Linked DNA regions of Mus musculus: regions 1 and 3 are each linked to region 2. The links are chromatin loops, found by intact Hi-C in ENCODE. Cell type or tissue: left cerebral cortex. All regions are shown on one strand. Each heading gives the region's core, and the rest is flanking DNA. Links, peaks and the distances in the headings are about the cores only. Region 1 overlaps Cap2 (CAP, adenylate cyclase-associated protein, 2 (yeast)). Region 2 overlaps Cap2 (CAP, adenylate cyclase-associated protein, 2 (yeast)). Region 3 overlaps Cap2 (CAP, adenylate cyclase-associated protein, 2 (yeast)).

Region 1 (7,637 bases), core at 914-3,413, 56 kb before region 2:
AGCAAAAGCCTCTCTCCTCTCTTCTCTCTCTCTCTCTCTCTCTCTCCCCTGCACCCCACCCCCGTCTCTCTCTTCCCATAGGTCCATGAAGATCAGCTGGCCTCGAACTCACTATGTAGCCAAGGATGACTAGATTTCGATCCTCCTGTTCCTAGCGCCCAAGTGCTGGGATCACTGCCGGGGATTGGCATAGGCTTCGAGCATACTGGGCCAGCACTCTACCACCCCAGCCCTTAACCAGTCTTTCAACCTCAAATTAATGTAGGGTTCTTTTGTTTGTTTGTTTGTTTGTTTGTTTGTTTGAAACAGGGACGGATGTAGTCTAGGCTGACCTGAAATTCACTGTACACCTTAAATGTCAGATCCCCCTGCTTGTGGCTCTGTGGTACTGGGTTCACAGATGTACACCACCACTCCCGGAAGTTCACCCCTCCTGAGACATGTTCTTGTTGTGTGGCTGGCTGGCCATGAGACTCGATGTAGAACTGGCTGTCAGTGACCCTTCTGCCTCTGTCTCTCAACTGCTAGGATCTCAGGTGTGTGCCACTGTGATTGGCTACACACACACACACACACACACACACATACACACACACAATTTCTGCATCTTGATCAATGGCAGTCAGATCAACATGTTTCCAAACATAAAGAACATCCTTGTGAACCGGCAGATTTTACATCGACACTAATGTCACAGTTCCATTACAATTATAACAAAGAAAGATGATTGTGGAGATTTGGCTCAGTGGGTAAGCGTGCTTTTTCTTCGAGACACGAGGACCTGTGTTTGGATTTCCAGCACCCACATAAAAGATGGGTTATTGTTATGTGTGCCTGTAACCCCAGCACTGGGGAGCAGAGACAGGCTAGTCAGCCTAGCTAAGATGGTGAGCCTGGTCCAGTGAAAGAGAGCCAGGTGGAATAGAGACCCCTGTCTCAAGGCAATGAAGAAAGAGTTGTGGTGGGGGGTGGCGGGGACACTGGACGTTCTGCTTAGGCCTCCACATATTTGCAGGCAGGTGCACACCCCCATACACTCAGATGCATGCACACCACACACACAGATAAGAAAATAATGAAATAAAACAGATACATCTCTGCATAGCAACGGAAGGATGCACATCCTAGCAACGCAAGTGCAAGCCGGCTCGGACTCATGGCTCCGGGCTGAATTCTTTCTACCACTTGTTAGGATTTTGAGACTTCTGCCAAGGAAAAGAAAGCTCCCGGGACCCGTTCCAAGAAAACAGAATTGTTAATAATACCACAGAGAAGTGCTACATAATATTTTAAGGACATGCTTATTAATAACGTTTGGAAAGCCAATTTAAAGGCTGTTTTCTCTTTATTAAGGGATATTGAACACGATGGAGGTTTCTGATTCCCACAAAGTCCTATAATACTTATATGCAGTTGCTATAAAAAGGTGGGTGCACAGCTATGACATGACATGGGGCCTCGTTTGGATTAGTTCTTTTCAAAGTCACGGCTCCGAACAGTCTTATCTCAAGATGTGAAAGGGAAGGTCATTGAGAACCCAAATCTTGGGGTGAGGATGTGGCTCGATCTGAAGAATGCCTACTTGACAAAAAGAAGCCCTGGTTTGATCCCCAGCACTGCACTGGCATTTGGGAGTTGGAGGCTGGAAGATCGGAAGTTCAAGGCCATCACTTGGCTACAAAGGGAGTTTGAATCCAGCTTAGGCTACATGAGACCATGCCTCAGAAATAAAACAGAACCATAAAGATGACCATAGCCCCGCACCCATATCTCAGTGCTTCACCCTAGCCTCTGAGTTTGCTCTTCTCTATCTCAGGATGGTTATCCGCTGGTGGATCTTGTATAGTGCCCCTTTGGTGACGTAGACAAATCAGGGAGTTGCAACTGATGAGAATAAACAAAACCAAGTCACTTCAGAGACAGAGTAAATGCCTCACACCGGCCGGTAAAATTAGATCTGTGCTTCACGTCTTAATTCGAGTGTCTAGATGAGTCCTTCCAAAATTGATTTTTATTCGACATGCCCAAGGTAGGATTTTTTGATAAAAGTGGACCAGGGCATCCCAGCAGAGACAGTAAGTGGGGCACGGTCTCGTTCACGGGTGCGGGCTAGGCATTTGAGAGAAACCATCTTGTTAAGTGGCTGTGGTTATGAGGCTGACCTTGCTCTGCAGCTGAAACCTACACCAAATCTGGACTCTCCAAGTCGTCTTTTCTTCTTGACTGCCGGCATCAGCAACACGAAAATACAGTTTCTCATAAAAGAAGGGAAAATAAAATTTCCGTGGGAAAGCTTCCCAGAGTTAAAGATAGCCACATCTACTCATCAAAGAGAGCACGCTGGAGAGCCAACGGCTGTATAAATAAATGCCAAGAGCGACTCACGCTTTGACTCAGCTGGACAGTGACTTCATTGGGCTGGTTGAGGCTTACTTTGTCACGGAACTCAAGGTTTTTTGTTTTTCAGTTGGATTTTAGGATCCTAAAGAGATGACTGTGCTGCCTTGAAAGACCAGCACTTTGGAAACAACAGTCATGAAGACAAAGGCAAGCTAAGGGCTGCTAGAGAGATCACTAATGTTGTATAGGTATTTTTACATTTTAAATGAAAATACCCAACAGTGTCATCTTTTGAGCTTAAGAGTTGAGGTGTTGGTAATGCAGAGTAATATGTGCTGATACAGGGTAACCTGGGCTAACACAGGGTAACCTGGGCAAACACAGGGCAACATGGACTTCAATTCCAACCACTGAGCCGATCCCCAGGGGTTGCAATTCACTTAGTTTGAATGACAGGTTTGGTAGACAGGGGCCAGGGATCAGCTCTGTGCATTATTTCATGAAGTGTTGTATCACATGTACAGGATAACCCATATCTTCCCTCTTTTCTTAAGAAAACCCTTTTTTTTTTCTTAACATGATATCAGACTCAATATCAGTTCATGTCATCTAAAGATGAGAGGCAGCAGGTGGCCAGGGCAGGACAGGGGACTGTCACTGAGCAGTGTAAAAATGCGTTGTCCACTCTCATCACTGTCTTGGCATAGAAATAAAGACATACATTCACAGGGCCCATTGATACTGGACACAACCTATAGTTAATGACTGTAGCTGGTCAGGTGGAAGTGGGCAGGGGCATCATCTATGTCTAAAGCCCTGGGGGCAATCGCTGGGGACCCTTGGGTGCCTCTTCTGTGAGCTCATAGCCTCAGGGCAGAAAAGACACTTCTGTGCCTCCAGACAGGCCTCTACCTCTCCACCCTGCCTCTCCATGGCTTAGTTTAGAAGGCTTCACTTCTGTGAACTGGAAGACTCTTCCAGATCCCTCAGGGTTCAGCTCCAATCTTTTCATAGGTTTTTTTTGGAGTAGAGCATGTGCGTGTGTGTTACATGTTCACATGGGTGTACAAGCATGTGTTTGTGCATGCACATGGGTGTATGTGCTAGAGGAGCCAGCGGTCAGCTTCAGCTGATATTCCTTAGGGGTCATTTACCTTAGTGTTTTGAGACAGGGTCTCTCACTGGGGCTTGGGGCTTCCAATTACACTAGGCTGGCCAGCGAGCCCCAGGGGTCTGCTTGTTCCCCTCTCCTCAGAGCTGTCATTATAAGTGTCACACCTGGCTTTTCACATGGGTGCAAGTCCTTATGCTTATAGAGCATGCCCTTTAGCGACAACCATCCTGCAGCCCCTTCTGGAGCTCTTCTGGGAGGACAGTTCCTGTTCCCCTGGACAGAGACTCCCCAGAACACTGGTACAATAATTCGCATCACACCACAGATATTTGCTGGTGAATCTGGGTTTGGCTTGGCCAATTCCAGAACTCAGGGGGTACTTTCTTATTCATCTTACTGCTGTCTGCCAGTCACGGGGCCCAGGACCTGGGATCCAGAAGGTGTCTCATCAACTGATATCATTTACTGATATAAACATAAGTATCACGGCGGAAGTACAGATCTTTAGATGCTTCTGCAGAGAGGTTGGGACACGGCATGGTGGCCCATGGAGTAGAATTATTTATTTACTTTAAGTATATGAACACACTATAGCTGTCTTCAGACACACCAGAAGAGGGTGTCAGATCCCATTACAGATGGTTGTAAGCCACCATGTGATTGCTGGGAATTGTACTCAGGACCTCTGGAAGAGCAGCCAGTGCTCTCAACCGCTGAGCCATCTCTCCACTCTCATGGAGAAGTCCCCCACCCCCCAAGTCCAAATAGATAGAGCTTTCCAATCTCGGACTTCCAGTCTCCAAAACTCTGAACTAAAGAATATGTTTTATTTATAAAGGACCCAACGTGGAGTGTTTTGTTATAGCAACAGAAAAGGAGCCCACAAGTATGCTCATATCTCCTGTGGAGAACACTTTTGCCCGGCCACACCCTTAAATCACAACTGTCTCATAGTCTTGTCCTGTGTGAAAGAATAAATGACAAGAATCCTCAATTACACTGTGTCTGTCGATGCTATAAATGAAGGAAACAAAGTAACAATAATGAAATCATCTGGGGATGGAGAGAGAGCTCAGCAATCAGGAGCACTGGCTGCTCTCCCAGAGGACCCAGCACCTACACAGCAGCTTACGGCTGTCTGTAGCTCCAGTTTCAGGAGGTCTGACACTGACTGTCACACAGACACACGAGCAGGCAAAACAGCAGTGCACATAGATAAAAATGAATTTACTTTTGAGACAGGGTCTGGCTATGTTGCTTAGGATGGTCTCATGCTTGTAACAATCCTCTGGGTTTAGCCTCCTGAGTGTCCAGATTACAGGTATGTGCTACTCTGCCCACCTCAAACATGGGATTCTAACTGAATATGTTATTAAAGTAGTCCCCAGGATGTAGTTTAAATAAGTTAGGAATGAGAATTAACTCCTGACTCCTCAAACTTCAGAGACTTTGAGTTCTTGGTTGTAAAAATTTTCAAGTAAACAGAATAATCTCAACTATTAAATCAGACAGTTTTAAAAGCTACTACTATTTTGATTTATGGAGAGAGACAAATACTCTAAAATATTTATACTTTCTTATCAACAAACACCAAAGCCCAAAGGTATTTATGAGACAATAGAAACAGTTATAAACACACATCTCAAAGTGCCATAGTTTTGTTAATTCTACATGAGGCTATCCTACTGTTCTGGATGTACGTACAGTCTACTGAAGATACATCATGGGTTAAAATAGATCTATACTGACATTGACCTTAAAACCTTCAGGCAGACCCTGAATCTCTGAGCAGTCATCTGTTGGTTTAGACAATTGGTTTGCAGATAATCAGGAGGAGCTCATTATGCGAAAACCCGATTCCTTAGTTCTTCAAGGTTGTGTCTACTCTTCCCCCCTCACTTTGTGAAGCCCCTCCCCGAAAGTCACTAGTAACAAGTGATGTGTTACACTAGCAGTTCTGGATGCTGTAACAAGTGATGTGTTACACTAGCAGTTCTGGATGCCGTAACAAGTGATGTGTTATACTAGCAGTTCTGGATGCCGTAACAAGTGACACTAGCAGTTCTGGATGCTGTTACTTACCTTAGCATCCCCAGCGATAAAGTGCCTGGCTAACAGAACTTAAGGGAGAAAAGCTTTCCTTTGTCACTCAGTTTAAAGGGATCACAGTCCATTGTGGCCAGAAGATATGGCTGTGGGATTGGTTTGAAACTGTGCTAGGTGAGAGCTAGCTTACATGCAGGTGGATCAGGAAGTAGAGCGAGGGAGATGCCTATGTTCGGTTCAGGTTCTCCTCTCCCCCTTTTTATTCAGTTCTGAGACTCCAGCCCACTGGATAGATTTGTCTACATCCAGGCAGGGTTAGCCTCCTCACTTAATCTTCCCTGGGAAAGATCGGATGGACACAACAGAGGTGTGCCTCACCGATGCCCTAGCCTTTCTTTCTTTAATCGAATTAACAAATGGAAGCCACAGTCTATGGACCATACTAGCCAGAACCTCCTAATCTCATTGGAAATTAACCAATATTCTGGACGCTGACAGCCTTTTCAAGGTCTTTCCCAGGCCACCACTCACATTGGTGGCCAGGCCATCCTTCTTACAGCTGTAAGACACCTCTCCCCACTCTATCTTTTCATTGTCTCCTTGATAGATCCTTTAAGGAATGGCGGGCCTCGGGTTTTTATCCCTGCCATGCTTTGTCTATCTCTTCCTCTCTTGAGACGATTTATAGCATGTGTGCCAGGCTTTCCCTTCTTTCTGAGATGCCTCACGGGCTCCTCAAACACAGTCGAGCAGCAGGCATTTTCCTCCTTTCCTGCTTCTTCCTAGGCTGCTCCTAGCAATGATACCCTGGTTCTATTGCTTTCCCTAAAAATCTAGGTTGGAAATTTTGTGACTAGACTTGAGTTCTCCTCTACCTTCCCTCCCCAAACCATCACCACCTTTGCCCCCATTTATGCCTCCTCTGCTCTGTTTCTTCTTTAGGTCACACATTGATCACGAGCCTCCTAAGCTGTACTGGGTTCCCTGGGCTCTTCCCTCTCTCATGTATCAAATACAATTCAAAGCACTTTCTCCAGCTTGTAACTTTCTGCTTAGCAACCTATAGTGAAAGTAACAAGCCTTGTGGCTACCTATGACCCAACCTTCTGAGCATAACTACAAAGTTGCCTTCACCAGCTCTGCAAAACTACTAGCCTTTACAGTTTGCCTGGAAAAGCTGTGTAGGCAAACGGGATGTACACACACTGAACTCTTTGCCTGGAATCACCCTTTCCTTCCTTCCTTCCTTCCTTCCTTCCTTCCTTCCTTCCTTCCTTCCTTTCCTCTTCTTTTCTTTTCTTTCCTCTTCTTTTCTTTTCTTTTCTCCTCCTCCTCCCCCTCCTCCTCCTCCTCCTCCCCCTCCTCTCTGTCTCTGTCTCTCTCTCTGTCTCTCTCTCTGAGGGAGAGTTTCTCTGTGTATCCCTGGCTGCCATGAAACTTACTCTATAGACCATGATGGCTTCAAACTCACATAGATTCACCTGCCTCTGCCTCCTGAGTGCTGGGGGTTAAAGGCATGCACCACCTCTTATTCACATCCTTCCAAGTGTCAGCCTCGTGGCCTTTCCTGACCATCCAGGAGTCTAATTATTTTCCAGTATGGCCTACATTACTGCATTCATTTGTGTACCATAATGATCTTGGGGGTGGGGAGGTTGCTCAGTTGGTAGAGCGCTTGCCCAGCAGTTACAAAGTGAATGGTTCAATTGCAGTTTTGCATAAACGGGGTGGAACAGTGCATGGCTGTAATCCCAGCACTCAAGAGGTGGAGGCAAGACGATTAGAAACTCAAGGTCATCCTTGATTTTACAGGGGCTCCAAGGACAGTCTGGAATACAGGAAACCCTGTCTCAGAAACGAACAACCAAACTACTACACTAACAAAAAACTATCTCCCTATAATAACTTCTTTTGGTCAGTGGAAACATACGAGGGCTTGGCCTTTGAATCTGCAGCACACAGAGAAACCATCTAGGGAGTCCTGTTAACTGGAGGTTGTGTTTCAGGAGGGTATAGGTGGGACCAGGGATTCTGAGGTTTCTGTTTAGCAAGGGTTTGGGTTGCTGTTGGCACAAAATCACACTGCCTATTGGATGCCAGGCACCTCTCTGTCTTCCTTGTTTACATAAGCCTTGCT
Region 2 (7,637 bases), core at 3,285-5,784:
GAAGACAACCTCAAGTGTCAGTCCTCAATGGCTACCCTGTTTGAGACGGTGTCTTTCTGTTGTTCTCCTCTGTATACACCTGATTAGCTGGCTCACAAGTTTCTAGGTGTTCTCCTGACTCTACCTTCTATCCTCCGTGGGATTACCAGAGTTATGGATGTTTGCTGCTGTGCCTGGCTTTATGAAGGGTCTTGGGGTTCAACCTAAGATCTTCGACCTTGCTGAGCAAGTCGTTTATCCTTGAAGCCATCTCCCCAGCCCACGACTTTCCATGTGAGAATATGCAGCTACGATATATTAGAACCTCCAAATAGCCAACTTGATTAGTATATTTATAACCATGTCTAGGACTCAGAGCAATCTTCCCTCATTGCAAAGGTTTGATTGTATCTTAGGTTTTATGATGTGGAGTTGGGCTGCTCTGTGCTTTATTTCCAGCTGGTAAAATATAAAGTTTCAAATTATAGCCCTTTCCCAGCGGGCAAAGATAATCCAATTTATGACTTTCCAAGAAGAATCCTGTCCAAATTCAACTCTAGGATACTCGGCCAAAGAAAATGATGGAACCCCCCGTTGTTTGACTCGTTTAAATCCAATTTGTGCGATGTGCTGGCCATTATTCCATATAGAGAGCCCATCTGCACAGCAATGGAATAAACACTGAAGTTCTCTGATGCCATTTCTGTAGTTCAAACTGCACCATTGCCTGCTCGGGAGGTCAGAGATGGGACACTTACAACAATTTCACTGCCACAAGAAAAGCACCATCTTTCACAATTTACATGAAGACTCCTCACAGGGAAGAAACCCCTTAATTGGCACCTTTTCCCCCCTATAGCATTTAAATATCAGGCCAGCTGGATCCCCACAGCCCTTGTGAATTTAATCAGCAATGTGCTTCCCAGAATGTATAGTCTATAATCACCCAGTGCTTGAGCTACATCTGTCACCCAAATCTGCTTGCGATCATTTGTCATCCTTAGCGCTCTTCCTCTAGAAGAGTCATTCCACGGCACCCTCAGAGGCTCTCATTTCATAAGAGGGGACAGTATCGTCATCTTGGAGTTTAAGGGCCTTCCAAACATCACAGGATTGTCCTTCTTATTCTCCCTTACCTAAATTCCTGTGAGCAACATTCTTTCAAGGCTCAAATTATGTGACTATTATGTGGCTACAATTTCGCCAGTTGTACCCCAACTTGTATTTCAAGCCTTACCAAATAAACCTCCAGACATCACTTTTCCTTTGTGTGCGCACGTGTGTGTGTGAGTGTGTGTGTGTGTGTGTGTGTGTGTGTGTTAATGGGCAACTGGATGATACTAAATAAAAATGTCACTTTGCTCCGCTTCCCTGCCTGAGCCACTGTGGCTCATTAACCCAGCTTTTATTCTTTAAACCAATCTAATGTGACCAGGAGCCTGAGTCATCTTTGTATTAAACTCGAACATTGCTAAGACCACAGTGTGTCATAACAACAAAGACACATTAGCTTGAAAGGTACTTGAAGCTCCTAGCATGTCTTGTGGAGGAGAGAAAAAAAATGTGCACAGAACACTTAACTGGGAGATGTTTCCCAAACGACACATGAACAAGTCACTAGTGTGGACACAGGAAGTGTTAACTACCAACCTAGCTGCCCAGGAAGTTCAAGCTACCATAACAGAGCATCAAAAGGCAGATAAGGGGCTGGGGATGTGACTTAGTCCATAAAATGTTTATAGCACCAGAGAACTTGAGTTTGTGTTTTGTAGCTTCTACATAAAGGTGAGGTGTGGATACATAGTATACTATCATCTGTAGCCCTGGGACTGGAGGCAGGGAAGTCAGATTAGCAGAATCAAGGAGCACAAGGGCAATGAGAAACACTGTTTTGAAAAATAAGGTGGAGGGCTAGGGAGATGGCACCATGGATAAAATCCTGCCAGCATGAAGACAGGAGGTGGGATTGCCACTAAGCACATGAGAGTGGCTGGATATGTCCGTGTGTCTGCAATCCTAGTACTCAGAGGGCAGTGATAGGGATAGCCGGACAGCTGGATTCCAAAGTTCAGGTTCAGCAAGAGACCCTGTCTCAGAAAGGAGAGACACGGCAGAGGACATCTGATATCAAACTAGCCTTTGGGGCTTCATGTGCATTTACGCACACATGCTCCCTTATACATGCTAACACACACACACACACACACACACACACACACACACACACACACACACAAACACACAGCACACTCAGTCCATACACAGACTAAATAAGGTGGAGAGGAACTGGGGACGAGAGTTTATGGTAACCTCTGGTTCCCACATGCATGTAAACAAACACATGCATCAACATAAACATACACACAAAGGGCACTAATATGTTCCTTAGTGAATGAGGGTGCTGGTGATGGGGTGTGCACATATGTGTGCACAGGCATGTGCACATGTGCTCTAAGTTTTCAGAGGACAGCTTGCTTGAGTCAGTTCTCTCCTTCCAGGAACAGACCTCAGGTCATCAGGTCCCACAGCAAGCGCCTTTCCTGGCTAAGCTATCTCACCAGTCCAAAACACGGGACTGAATGGACCGTGAAAATCACACTACCAACATCCCTTTCTCACAGAGAACAATAATCGCACAAATGAAATAATAAATGATGTACAAGTGCCAAGGGCACTGACTCTGTCAGAGCAAGCATCCAATAGCTGTTTGTTTAAAAAAAAAAGCTTAGAGAAGAAATTTGCTGGGTTGAAGATTAAAGAGGGCTGGAGTCTGAACAGAGACTTGCAGAGATGGAGAGGAACTGCTTACGGGAGCATCTATCTCAGAAGTGATTCCAGACACCGAGGCATGACTCCCACCGCAAGTAATTCATAAGATCTGTCAAAAGACATTTTTTTCCTCTATTGTTTACAAAAGGGAATAAGTATCAAATCTGGGGGACATTCTCGAGGCATTTGTCACCAGAAACTAAATATTAAGCTATGCTGGGAGAAAAGCCGTGCAGAACAGAAAGGGAAAGAATTAATTAATAGGCTCTCTCTCTCTCTCTCTCTCTCTCTCTCTCTCTCTCTCGCCCCTGTCCACGGTCAAAAATTCTCTCTCAACCGGTTTGAGATGTTCTCTCTCTCTCTCTCTCTCTCTCTCTCTCTCTCTCTCTCTCTCTCTCTCTTCCCCAAACAAATGGGTATGAGGAGCCTCTAGCATCCAAGTCAGGAAATAAGTTAAAAAAAACATGTAAAAGGAATTTTGGTCTCCATTCTCCTGGCACCGTTGAGAACGTATCTGTGAAACTCTCTGGAAGGCAGAGTGCATCTCAATGAGCTTGCTGCATGTACAGCAGTCTGTCTCATTGGGAAGACAATTATATAAAGTTTATTCAGGATGATTTTTTTTTTTTAACTTTAGTACTCAAAGGAGCTGCATTTTCCATTGAGAGCTGACGAAAAGCATGGTATGGGGAAAACTCCGGTGAGACCCTCCCTGGCTGGTATACGTCAACACCGATAGCAAATGGTGGTCTGGTCATGTGATTCATCCCCCAGCACATACAAATATAGAACATGACCATAAATAGTAACGGACTGTGCCCTGGCTAGCTAATTTATGACGGCGGATCCAGATCGGAATGCCAGCTGGAACTCCCTTCTCCTCGTTGGCAGGGTTCACAGACACAGGGTTGTAAGAAGATGGAAGCTCTGTCCAGAGAGGACCACTTCAGTTATGGCTTGCTGAAGCAGGAGCCAAGAAGCAGATCTGAAGAAATGGCTCTTCCAGGGCAGCTAAGCTTTGGTGAATGAGTCAGCAACTTCTTTTTAAAATCTGATTTTTTTGATTCAGGTCTTAAGAGAGTGGTCTTGTAACCTTCCCGATTTATTTATTTATTTATTTATTTATTTATTTTTAAATCGGGTCTACGATGGCCCGCAAGAGGCCATTTCTTTTTTTTTTTTTCTTCTTCTTCTTCTTCTTCAGTAAAGAATGGTAAATAGCTGATAATTATTTTATAAAGAATTCAAAGTTATCTTGACATCAAACAAACAAAAAGGGTAACGAAAAATCATCTTAGTCAAATAAATGCAGTTTTATCCCTTGGTTGGCCTTTATCACCAACTGCGGTCTGAAATTCTAACAAACTTGGAGTGAGATAGTTGAAACAAAGGAAAACCTCTTTCTCCCTGAACCCTTCACCCCTCAGATAATCGCCCAGATCCGCAGTTTGTGCTAATCACCTCACTTCCTTTGGACAGCCGTTCTTTATCTGATTCAGGTCTTACACAAAGGCAGATGAGCTCATGCCGCCTTATCAGATCGAAAACAACAACAAAGCCACCCTGAGTGACAGTTCAGCAGGACAGGATCTTAGCAAATCCTCTCTGCCTCCACAGCCCTGAGCTTCCAAATAGCTATAAAGCTACCAGTCCCAGTCAGCGCTCACAGCTCGTCACCACTTTATGCTGCTAAAGCAAACAGTCTGGGTAGAGACTGTCAGCACCTGCTCGCTTTTGGATCAGCCTCCTCCCCGCATCCTGATAAGCCAGCGATTAGCTTTCCTGTTGGGATTCAGTCCTGCCTGCTTAGCTTCGGGCTGTCAACTCCAGCAGACCCTGATGCTATCACACAACCGACATGTCTCTTTTCCTTCTAGGGCGTTTTAGTCTTCGTTCGCCCGCATCTCTAGCCAATGTGGGCGGCAGCCTTCAATCATGAGCCCCTGTGCAATTGTTTAGGTCCTTTTCACGCCGTGTGCAGCAAAACTAATAGGAAAAGCAAAGTCAACCTTTCCTTTCCTTATTTCTCTGTCTACAACATGGAACACTACCCATAAGGCTATTGGTTACAAAACCCAAGCTGCTAAGCCAGGCACAGTGATGCATGCCTGTAATCCCAGCACTGGGGAGGCCGAGGCAGGAGAATTGCCATGACTTAGAAGTTAAGCTGGTATATATAGTGAGTACCAGGGCAGCCGAGAATACACTGCAAGAAACTTGGTTCAAACGAAACCAAAACCAAATATTACCCAGCCTTCTATCAGGAAGACAAATTTTTGACCTGTTGTATATATATATATTATTTAGCTTTAGTTTGCATGTTTCTACAGAAATTAAAGCATGCGTTACTGCCCTCGGGTGCCTTTGAGTTGGTCACACAGGGAATGCATTCATGAAGTGAGCATCTTGTGTCAATTTGAAAAGGAGCCACTGGTTAGATTCTGAGTAGCTACACCTCAGAGTGGTCCATCCAGGCCACACTATGAAATGAAGACAATTGAGCAGGATAGCGCAGAGAAGATACGGACAGGGTTTTACATTTAAAATTTTTTTCTTACAGTTTTTCTTTTCTTTTTTTTTTTTAAAAAATGTTTTCAAAATAAATGTAAAAATTATGTATTTAGAAGTCCATTAAAATATGGGCTGACAGACAGCTAATTTGGTTAAGTGCCTGACATGTACTACTTCGGCATTATGAAATATTGAGCAATTATGTGACTTCTCATGGCCCCGGTGAACCACGGGCAAATGAGGCTGGACTCAACTACATGGTGTGAAAGGAGCTAGGAAGTGTTTGTATAGAAACAGCTCTACAAGAGTAGCTGGTCTCAGACACACACCCAGGCCCCCTAGCACCCCACCCCTTACCCCCTAACCCCCCAGCCCCCCATTTCCCCACACCCCCATCACCCCACTCCCCTACCCCCTCCCAGCACTCAGGAAGCAGTCAGCTATGGTGCTGTGTACCTGTTGTCACAGTGTTGGGGGCTAGACAGCCTGCCTAGCATGATCACTGAGACATGCCCCCTGTCCCCCCTTCTCCCTTCTCCCCACACACACCAAAAATTATCCTAATTTTATTTACTGTCTGGTCATGGGCCCTGACAGCAGAACTTAATGAAGCTAATCATGGCTAAGTCCTTCAAGAAGACTCAGCAGCTACGCCATGACGCTTTCTGGGCATGAACTTCAGACACACTGCAGAGTTTGGCCTTGTTCAGTCATTTGCTTTTTCCCTTACAATTTCCAGACCTGCCACTAACACCAAGTAATTTACCCCAGACACGCTCTGAGATCAAAGCCACATGACTACTTCGGCATTATGAAATATTGGGCAATTATGTGACTTCTCATGGCCCCGGTGAACCACGGGCAAATGAGGCTGGACTCAACTACATGGTGTGAAAGGAGCTAGGAAGTGTTTGCATCGAAACAGCTCTACGCATGTGCAAATGCAGCAAACACATCCAACTGTTGGATTTTTTTTTAAAAGCTGAGATGGTTAATTTTCATTGTCATCTGGATTTGGAGTCACCTAGGAGCCGCCATGTTAGGAGTATAGGTGAAGGTATTGAAGGATTTAACTGAGAAGGGGAGACCCAGCCTGGCTATGGGTAGCTCTCTCACCCCACATGCCCACTGGCTGACATCCCTTCCTCATCCCACCCCCCACATGACGAACTGCACTCTTAGACTGGGGGCCAAACAAATCCTTCAATCTGTCTTTAAGTTGCTTTTGTTGGGTATTTTGTTAGAAATGAGAAAAGCAACGAAGAGTAAAGCCTTTTTTTTTTCTCCCCCCAAGATGGCTGGGGAAATGCCCTTTTAGCCTAGAAAATTCTTGTAAGTCTTAAAAAAAAAACTGCACTTGTGCTCTGAGAAAGATTTCTCTATAGCCAGATGAAGAGATCTACTCTGGTAGTCTTAGATGCCGGGAAAAGCCGTTAATTCCTCCTTCTATGCATCCCAGTGGATTGAATTTTCTGACTTTGTTTTGCAACTAGGAATAGCCAGTCTAAATGAAGATGACCTAAGATGCTTCCAGCCCAGCCCAGCCCATTAAAATACTCTAGGAAGTAATCCTGTAATCGTCTCACCTAAGTCAGAGCTAAGGATCTAACAGTGGTGGAGGACTCAAGAGAGAAGATGCCCACTCCTTGAATGACCAAAGAATGAACCATAACAAACGCCAGAGTAGACCTTCTCTGAGAAGGAAAGGGTTACTCCGGTAAGCTTTTGAGATATGGTGACTGCTTGCTGAAACGGTTGGACTATACTGACTAACCCTGGGCTCTCTCTAAGTCACCTGACCCTTTCCTGCTTTTTCTCATCGAATCCTCATAACTCTAGGGATTACTCTTCATACCTCAAAGATGAAAAAGCACAGCTTAGAAGCTTTAATTGGCCGTATTGCAGGTGGACTACTTGACAAGTTAGTTTGGCTACAGTGGCTCAGTGGAAACATCTGGTGGATTTAGCCAGGTCAATTCTCCAGTAGCTACTTAGAAAAAGACAGAAGATCCTTACAGCTGAAGAGATGAGAGAGTTTATTATTCTCATATTTGGATTAGTGGAGCTAATGTGTACAAGACCTGGAAGTCAAGTCAGGGTGGGCCAAGTCCAAAGTTTCTGGTCTTGAATACTCTTTCAGATTTTGAGCTGGGATTGGTATTATTTAGGACACCCAGCACCAGAGAAGTGGAGGCAGGAGAATTAAGAGTTCAAGGCAAATGTTGACTACATAGCAAACTCAGAATTAATCTGGCTTCTATGAAACTGTATCAAGAAAATGGACACCCAAGTATAAACACAAGCACACACACACACACACACACACACACACACACACACACACACTCATTTCCTTAATTGATATATAAGAACATAAA
Region 3 (7,637 bases), core at 4,706-7,205, 62 kb before region 2:
CAGTCCATTTGATGCTGCATCAGGCCCTGCTGTGGTCATCAGGAGATGGGGCTGCTCCAGTGTCTTCTCAGGCTTTGGCAGCTTTTCCAGGGACTTTGCTCCTTAATCTTTAAGAGAGCTCCCTGATTCAGTAGAGGACTCCATCTACCATCCATATCCAAAGCACGCCTGGCATGCTTATATAATTAACCCTTAGAATGCTGGGTGGCAGTGGTGGCTTCAGGCTATGAACTATCAGCCCAGAGTCCCAGGAGTACTGGTTGAGGGCTTCTTCCTCACCCTGATCCCCAGTCCTCCCTTAAAAGTTTGCAAATCAGTAGTCACGCTCACAGGAAGGAAACACGCTGGCAGTGGCTAGGGGCTGGAGGGCTGGAGGAAATGGAGCCACTGTCTAACAGGTTGAGTTCTGCAAGATAAAGAATATCCTGCAGTGAATGCCAGGGATGGAAACCCAACAGTATAAACACCCAGCAGCACCACAGGGATGTGCACTTAAAGATGCTTTCTTGAGATTTGGTCTTTTGCTATGTGCTGTAAGCTAAATACAAGGCCTGGTTGCCCAGGGATGAGAAAAGCCACACATAGACCCAAGTGATACTATGTAACCTTGTCCAACCCCCCCCCCCCCCCACCCCAAGTTATCCCTCATTGGTGAACAAAGATGTGTACAGCCTATAGCCGGACAGGAGATAGGCAGGGTTTTTGGTTCCAGGGCTTGGGGTCTGAGGAAGCAGATCACACCAGGGAGAGAGAAGTAGGTGGAGAGAGGAGAAGTCGCCATGGGTAAGTGAGTTATGAAAACATGGTCATGAGGCCTGGCCAGCTGGAGTTGAGAGCAGCCCACGGGGAACACAGCAAGTTTTCACTCTGGGTCTTCTGTGGGAAGTAGACACGATAGCATAGAGGGTGGATATCTGCCCAGCTCCCGTGCTGAATAAGGCTTATTATAAATATAAAGGTTGTGTATCTTTTATCTGGTGACCGAATGATCCAAGGCATGGTAGAAACCCCAATTTGAGATGAAATAGTTACCGAAACAGTAGTTACTGGTGAATGTTATGTGCATTTTTACCACAGTTAAAAAATAGTTTTAAACAAGGTGGTGGTGGTTCACACCTTTATTCCCAGCACTCGGGAGGCAGAGTCAGACAGATCTTTGAGGACAGCCTGATCTATGGAACAAGTTCAAGGACATCCAGGGTGACACAGAGAAACACTGTCTCAAAAAAACCTAACCAAACCAAACCAAAAGTAGTTCTACAAAGTAGAAGGAAAGACTCCATAGCAGCTACTTTAAAAAAAAAAAAAAAAAAAAAAAAAAAAAGAATGCAAGACTGTAGACGTGCCTGGTTTCTCATTTTGGCATCTTTTTTTTTTTTTTTTTTTTTTTTTTTTTTGCATCTTACGTTTCACTTGGAAGTTCCCATGTCTTTTGGAAGAGGTCTGAGGTGTTTAGAAGATGGTTTTAGTGAGGCGAATCATGTCACAGGATTATACTTACCACTCTCCACTTCTTCCCTTCCAGCTCCAACACTGGAGTATGTTTCTGAGGAGAATTCGATTTTGGAGATGTGGGGCTCGGCGTGTGAGTTTTGGTTGGAGAGCGAATCTGTCCTTGAGCCCTCAGGCTGGGATTCTTGTATGTCTTCTTGTCATCTGTGACATGCCGGAGCCCTAGGAAGGCAGGGCAGTTTTAATTGTCAACTTACCCTAAGGAAGGATGCTCTGGGGAGAGAATCTCAATAAGAAAGTGTCTAAGTCAGGTTGGCCTGTGGCCATGTCTGTGGGGGATTGTCTTGACTGGTATGAGAACAGCTTGAAAATGGGCGGCACCCTTCCCTGGTTGTGGGCCTTGGAGTATATAAGAGTAGGGAAAGCTAGCTGAACACTATGCATGCGTGTGTTCACCTTCTCTCTGCTCTTGACTGTGATGTGACTAGTTGCTTCGGGTGCCTGCCTTGACTTCCCCACAAGGATGGACTGTAACCTGGGATTGGAAGCCCTTCTCCCTTGAAGTCACTGTTGTCACAGCAACAGAGAAGAAACTAAAACAGATGGTGGCACAGCGTAGGTACAATCATCCCATCTTATGAAGAAGGAAATAAGTGCCCACCATATAAAGTACAGGAGAACTTTTGGTGAGGTGTGTAAGAACTATTGTTTCAGGTCCATATACGGAGACTGAATCCTGTGTAAGTTTAGACTGAAAGAAACGCCGTGTGTGTGTGTGTGTGTGTGTGTGTGTGTGTGTGTGTGTGTGTGTGTGTTTAAAGAGCATTATTTTTAGGATATAAATGTCCCTCTAGGCCCATGGAAAACTTGGTCTCTAGATCAAGACACTCCTCTGCGGGGTTGGAGAACCTTTAGATTCGATCACAAGTTTAAGGTGAATCCTCGCTGGAAGAAGTTAAGTCACTGGTTGCAGGTCCTGAAATACCATAGCCTGGCCAACACTTCCTGTCCACTTCCTGTCTGCTTCCTGTTTTACCAAGAAGTGAGAAGATGAAGGGTCAACTCAGCTGGGTTTGCAACCACCTAGGAGACACAACTCTGGGCGTGTCTGTGAGAGAATTTGCGTAGATTCATCACTGAGCAGAGAAGCCTCTCCCCAAATAGGGATGACCCATGCAATGGGCTGAGGCCTCAGCCTGAAGTAAAGGGAGAGCATGAACTGGGTACCAGTGTTCATGCCCCCTGCTTCTTGACCCACTATGATAGGAGCAAGCAGTCCTGTGCTGCCGGCCACCACCATGACTTTCCCTATCGATGGATGGACAGTGTCCTCTCAAACTGTGAGCCAAGACAGATCATTCCTTGAGTTGCTTTTATGAGGAATTTTGTCACAGTCATAAGAAAAATAATGAACACGGCAAAGAACCCTGTTTTTAAAGAGATGACACCCCTACTGTGCAAAAAGCAATCAAAAAAACCCCTACAATTCCTCAAGCCATCTAAGCCCCTAAAGACTGCCTGGTTGACACACAGCTAAATCATTAATTAAGTATGGTTTAGAATGCTATGCCACCCCCAGAAAGTATTTTTTTTTCCAGAGTTTGAAATCAGCTTTAGAGTTAGAAGCCCATCCCTTTACTTCGAAAGTGAGTTTCAGAGCGATGAGCAGCACAGGTCTGAGCCAGGAATAAATGTGAAGGTTTGAGTTCTTAGCTTCCAGCCCCATGTGGAGCAACCTCTATAGCCTCAATCTTACTAAATGTGCAAAACAAAAATACCCACAATAGACCTTTTTGGCCACATGACTATATTGTCTAGCATGAGTATACTTTTGATCCTGATAAATGTTAAACATTTGTATTCAAATAACCAACTACTTGCCATATGAAGATAAAGGTAGTCCAATGGTAGACCTTCCAAGAGGTAGGATAGGTACTATTTGCCATTTTTATGTCATTTGCCCTTGATGACTTGGTTTTGGAGATTGGTGGGGAAGCCCTGGGGCCAAGGAGGCACCAACCATTGGTCAGCTGAGCACCTGGAATCTCAGAGTTCTTACTGGTCTGTGTTGCAGCCCAATGAAGCCTATGTTCCTGGAGCTGGAGAGCACCCGGGCTCTCACCTCAAGAGGCAGCTCCTTCTCCCTGTATCCTAAGGATGGTGGTGGAATGGCATACATTTCCCTGAGGCTGTGGAGAATCCATATGCCTAGAGTCAAAGGGAGAGGGAGTCGGTTGGTTTCCAGGATTTGTTTTCTTACCTTTAGTGATGGCTTCTCCTTGATTGAGCTGGGCAAATAAAGCTGAGCGAGAAGGGGAGGGCTCCTCCTTTTTATCCTCATTCTCAAAGGGTGGAGGTGGCCCAGGAGGAGGTGGTGGTGGAGGTGGTGGCGGGAGACCAGGCCCAGAGGAGAGGATGGAAAACGCTGACGCTGTGGATGCCACAGGACCCTGTGGGAGACAGAAGATGGGAGCTTTGCTGAGACCAGAGCTCTGGCTGGGATTGTCAGGGGTTCAAGACTCTCCAACAGGGTCCCGGAGGCATAGCCATGCATCGAGAGCCTTTTGGAAGGTCCTGGATCAGGGGGTGTGTTCTTGGGAACACACAGTCTGTTGGGTGGGTCCTGCATGTTTAGAAATCTCACTGCAAAGTCATCAGCATACAAATATCCACAGGCCCATGTTCATGTCCAAGGCTCTGGATAAGAATGAAACCCAGGGCTGGAGAGATGGCTCAGTGGGTAAGAGCACTGACTGCTCTTTCAGCTTCTGTCAGCTAATGTAAGTAAGTTTCCTTGAATCTGGAGTTGTAGTCAATTGTGAACTGCTTGACATGGGCGATAGGAATCAAACTCAGGTCCTCTGGGAGAGCAGGGAGTCTCTCTTAAGCATTGAGACCTCTCTTCTTCATATTAATATTTATAAGCACCGACATATAGCTATATACCTATGAAAAGGAATTAAAAGCCAATTAAATTTTAAAGCGGCAGACCTAAGGGGAGTGGGACATTCCAGGCATTTTGCTACTGAGAGTCTGCGGCAGGGGAATGACTAGTTTCAGACAATCCTGGGCTTTTCATATCGAGGTAAGTTTGGTCTGCCCAGTAAGACCCTGTCTCAAAATATGATGTAATAGGAAACTAAGAAACTGGGGGAGATAGAGTAGTTTGTGTGTTTTCCGTACCAAACACAAGGATTGAAACCTTATATAAGTGCCAAATGCTAATGAGCACAGCATAATCTTATTTTCATAAACAACTCGGTATGATGAGATGTCAAAGTCAGGAAGTTTTAATCTGCAGTTGTCTTTTAAAACAGCTATTTTCAAGCACTTACATAATCTCTATTCAGCACAGAATCGCTGTGAATAGAAAAGACTCTTCTCTTATTCAGAATGTGTATCTCTGAGCCTCTGAGAGGCGGAAGTCTCCTCTCCCGGAGCTACAGTTTACTGCACTTTTGTTCTTTGTTTTTTGTTTTTGTTTTTGTTTTTCCTAAGGAGGAGCATCCTGACTCCTTCAGGATTCTGGGGTCAAGCAGAAATGGTTTCATAGTTCTTGAGACTAATCAATTTTTTTTTTCTCCCCGGGATCCTAAATGATTTCTGTCATGTTACTGAGATGAAATTTGGGGGACCTGCTCAAACTCATAGAGGACACACAGCATAAGCTTTGCATGTCAGGCCGTATCCCAGGCCTCAGTGACAGACACACTGAGAGCCACAGAATACTAGGCTTCCTCATAACCACATCATTATCCACACAGCCACAGAGGGGCAGTCCCCTCCCCCATCATCCGAGACACTTCTGCTTTGCAGGCACTCTGTTTTGTGGCTTCCGTATTTTAGGAACAGGCTGGGAGATGTCGCAGCAATGGACAAACCATATCCCATCTTCTGGGGACTTTGACATATTCAGTAGGTGACAGCCGACAGAGAGGGTTTACAGAGATAAATGTGGAAAATAAAATCTCCCACACAAAGGCGCCTGGAGCCTGTGAAATGCTGCCCTGGACGTGCCCTTCGGAGGTCCAGCCACATTTGTACAACATTCGCTGGGTACCAGGCTCCGGTTTCCAAGGTTACTTTCCAATTAGCATTCCGGGGCTTTTGCCGAACAGTGGACTTGAAACCAAACTGATTAGACCTTCCCTGAATTGAATCTCTTCGGGCTGCCCCCGCACGCAGCGGAGGAGCTAAGCTTTCCTGCCTTCTTTTTTTCTGTACCTGTTACAGACCTCTGTGGCTTGGCACCTAGTGGGCAGCAGCCAGCAAGATGGATCCCACCCGAAACCCAGTGAAAGAGGGAGGAAGGCCCTGGGATGGGGGTGGGGGTGGGGGTTGAGGAAGGATTCTCTGGTGCCAAATGTTTTCATTGGTTTAGTACTGACGGACTGCTCAGGCAGGATTTAGCTCTAGATTTATTGGAACACATGAAATACCTACGAATCTGTTAAAATTTCCCAAGTCGAGGCTTTGTGGCAGAAATACTAACTGGAGAATGCAAGCAGGGTGGGCTGCATACTCCTCTGTGTGTGTGTGTGTGTGTGTGTGTATTTTGCCCACACACCCCCACTTGGCGCTTGCAGTGTGGGCATAAGTGTGGGAATAGTCGTCCTGTCCTGTGGGCTGAGATGAACCTTTAAATAGGATGATGTCACTTGGGCTGTACGGAAATTCCTCTGAGAGAAAAGAAAGAGACCCCAGAAAAGCTGTTTGCATTTAGCAAGAAGTCAGCAGCCAATGCCAGGGGCACAGTTCTAGCCTGTATCTGCTGATTTTAAAGCTGCCTTTGCAGAAATCCATTATCTATATTCAGATTTTTATTTTTTCAGAGACCCGTCATCTGACTTAATATATTTGTATTAATTCTTTGAGAATTTTATACATGCTTACAAAGTATTTTGATCATATTTATTTCCCCCTACCCCCAACTCCTTTTCCTAACTCCCTCTAGGTTCACCATTTTCCTTTCCACCCCACCCCCAACTCCCTGTGTACCACATCGGCTTGGAAATCACAATCTAGCCAAAGATGACCTTGAACTCCTGACCTATCTGCCTCCACCTTCCGTGATCTGGGATTGCAGGTGTTTACTACCAGGCTCAGATACATTAACAAAAGAAGTTGTGATTGTTCATTTATGCAGGTGCCCATGCATCTCATGAGGCTTGTGCAGGGGTCAGAGGACAACTTACAGGAGTCGTCTCTTTCCTTCTTCCCTGGGAATGGAACCCTGGTTGATCAGGCTTGGTGTTGAGCCATCTTACTTACCCGATCTGGGTTTTGTTTATTTAAAGTCACTGGTACACAGGAAGTTGGGGGTGGGGTGGAAAGGAAAATGGTGAATCTAGAGGGAGTTAGGAAAAGGAGTTGGGGGTAGGGGGAAATAAATATGATCAAAATACTTTGTAAGCATATATGAAATTCTCAAAGAATTAATACAAATATTATATTAAGTCAGATGACGGGTCAAATGAAAGACTAGATGGATTACCTTGTTAAATAGCAGTTTCCCTGGATCTCCACTTAGAATACATGTGATGGAAGCACGGAGAGAAATATAACATCTTTGACTTTTTTCCCTTTTTGAGACACAGTCTTGCTAATGTAGCTCAGGCTAGCCCCATGCACCTGTTCCTATCTCAGTCCTCCCTGTGCAAGGATCATTAATGTGCGTCATTATGCCTGGCTTGATTTAGTTTTAGTCTCTGCTGCTCCACATTGGCCTCTCACACCCGAACCTGGTTGTTGTTGTATGAATGTCTGGAATGGTCTTCGTGTGGTGGGGAGATTGGGCCTCTTGGCTTTGGTACTGGAGCCCTCAGCATCAACTCGGCCTTCACAATGGCTCTGCCATGCCTTGGTTCTCCATTGTAGAATCTGGCCTCTTGCTCAGTTACTTCTGTACTCACCGACTACAGGAGCAACTCACGTGTGCCCAGATCCTGGTTCCTGACGGAATGAGTGCTCAAGTGTCCTGGGAGGGGGTGTGTGTCTCAGTGTCCTAGGGACTAGAGACTGGAAGTCAGTGATCCTCAGCAAGCTACCTTTGAAAGGTAGACATATCAGGAGAGGTAGCTGATATGTTGGGGTATCCAGACTGAGTGGGAACTGTCACCAGGGCCCGGTGCCTTGGGTGCCCATTGACAACAGTAGGACCTGAGGCTGTAGGCAATGCAGGGCAG

What was found. Hi-C counts contacts between places; a loop is a spot of excess contacts. Peaks named below come from ENCODE experiments on the same cell type or tissue, not always from the same donor. Only the 100,000 strongest peaks of a DNase experiment are listed, where the experiment ranks them.
Region 1: a loop joins it to region 2, with 2.0 times the contacts of the local background. A loop is called at or near these places in 3 of 42 quality-filtered maps.
Region 3: a loop joins it to region 2, with 2.8 times the contacts of the local background. A loop is called at or near these places in 3 of 42 quality-filtered maps.

The regions. Positions count from the first base shown.
Region 1 is chr13:46,621,550-46,629,186 of GRCm38, reverse strand. All of the region lies in intron 7 of Cap2 (CAP, adenylate cyclase-associated protein, 2 (yeast)), which reads right to left. Among named protein-coding and RNA genes, the nearest start is that of Fam8a1, 44 kb to the left of the region's middle. In left cerebral cortex, for the core only: no CTCF peak of the experiment used is centred there; DNase peaks (open chromatin) are centred at 1,176 and 2,358; H3K27ac peaks cover 860 bases.
Region 2 is chr13:46,568,121-46,575,757 of GRCm38, reverse strand. The region is part of intron 4 of Cap2 (CAP, adenylate cyclase-associated protein, 2 (yeast)); the gene reads right to left. Among named protein-coding and RNA genes, the nearest start is that of Cap2, 70 kb to the right of the region's middle. RefSeq lists an enhancer at 1,409-4,438. In left cerebral cortex, for the core only: no CTCF peak of the experiment used is centred there; DNase peaks (open chromatin) are centred at 3,302, 3,564 and 4,444; H3K4me3 peaks cover 960 bases; H3K27ac peaks cover 1,571 bases.
Region 3 is chr13:46,631,886-46,639,522 of GRCm38, reverse strand. It overlaps Cap2 (CAP, adenylate cyclase-associated protein, 2 (yeast)), which reads right to left. Exons shown (of 13, transcript NM_026056.4): 8 at 3,713-3,902; 9 at 1,502-1,674. Among named protein-coding and RNA genes, the nearest start is that of Fam8a1, 34 kb to the left of the region's middle. In left cerebral cortex, for the core only: no CTCF peak of the experiment used is centred there; DNase peaks (open chromatin) are centred at 4,809, 5,286, 5,523 and 6,003; H3K4me3 peaks cover 266 bases; H3K27ac peaks cover 1,980 bases.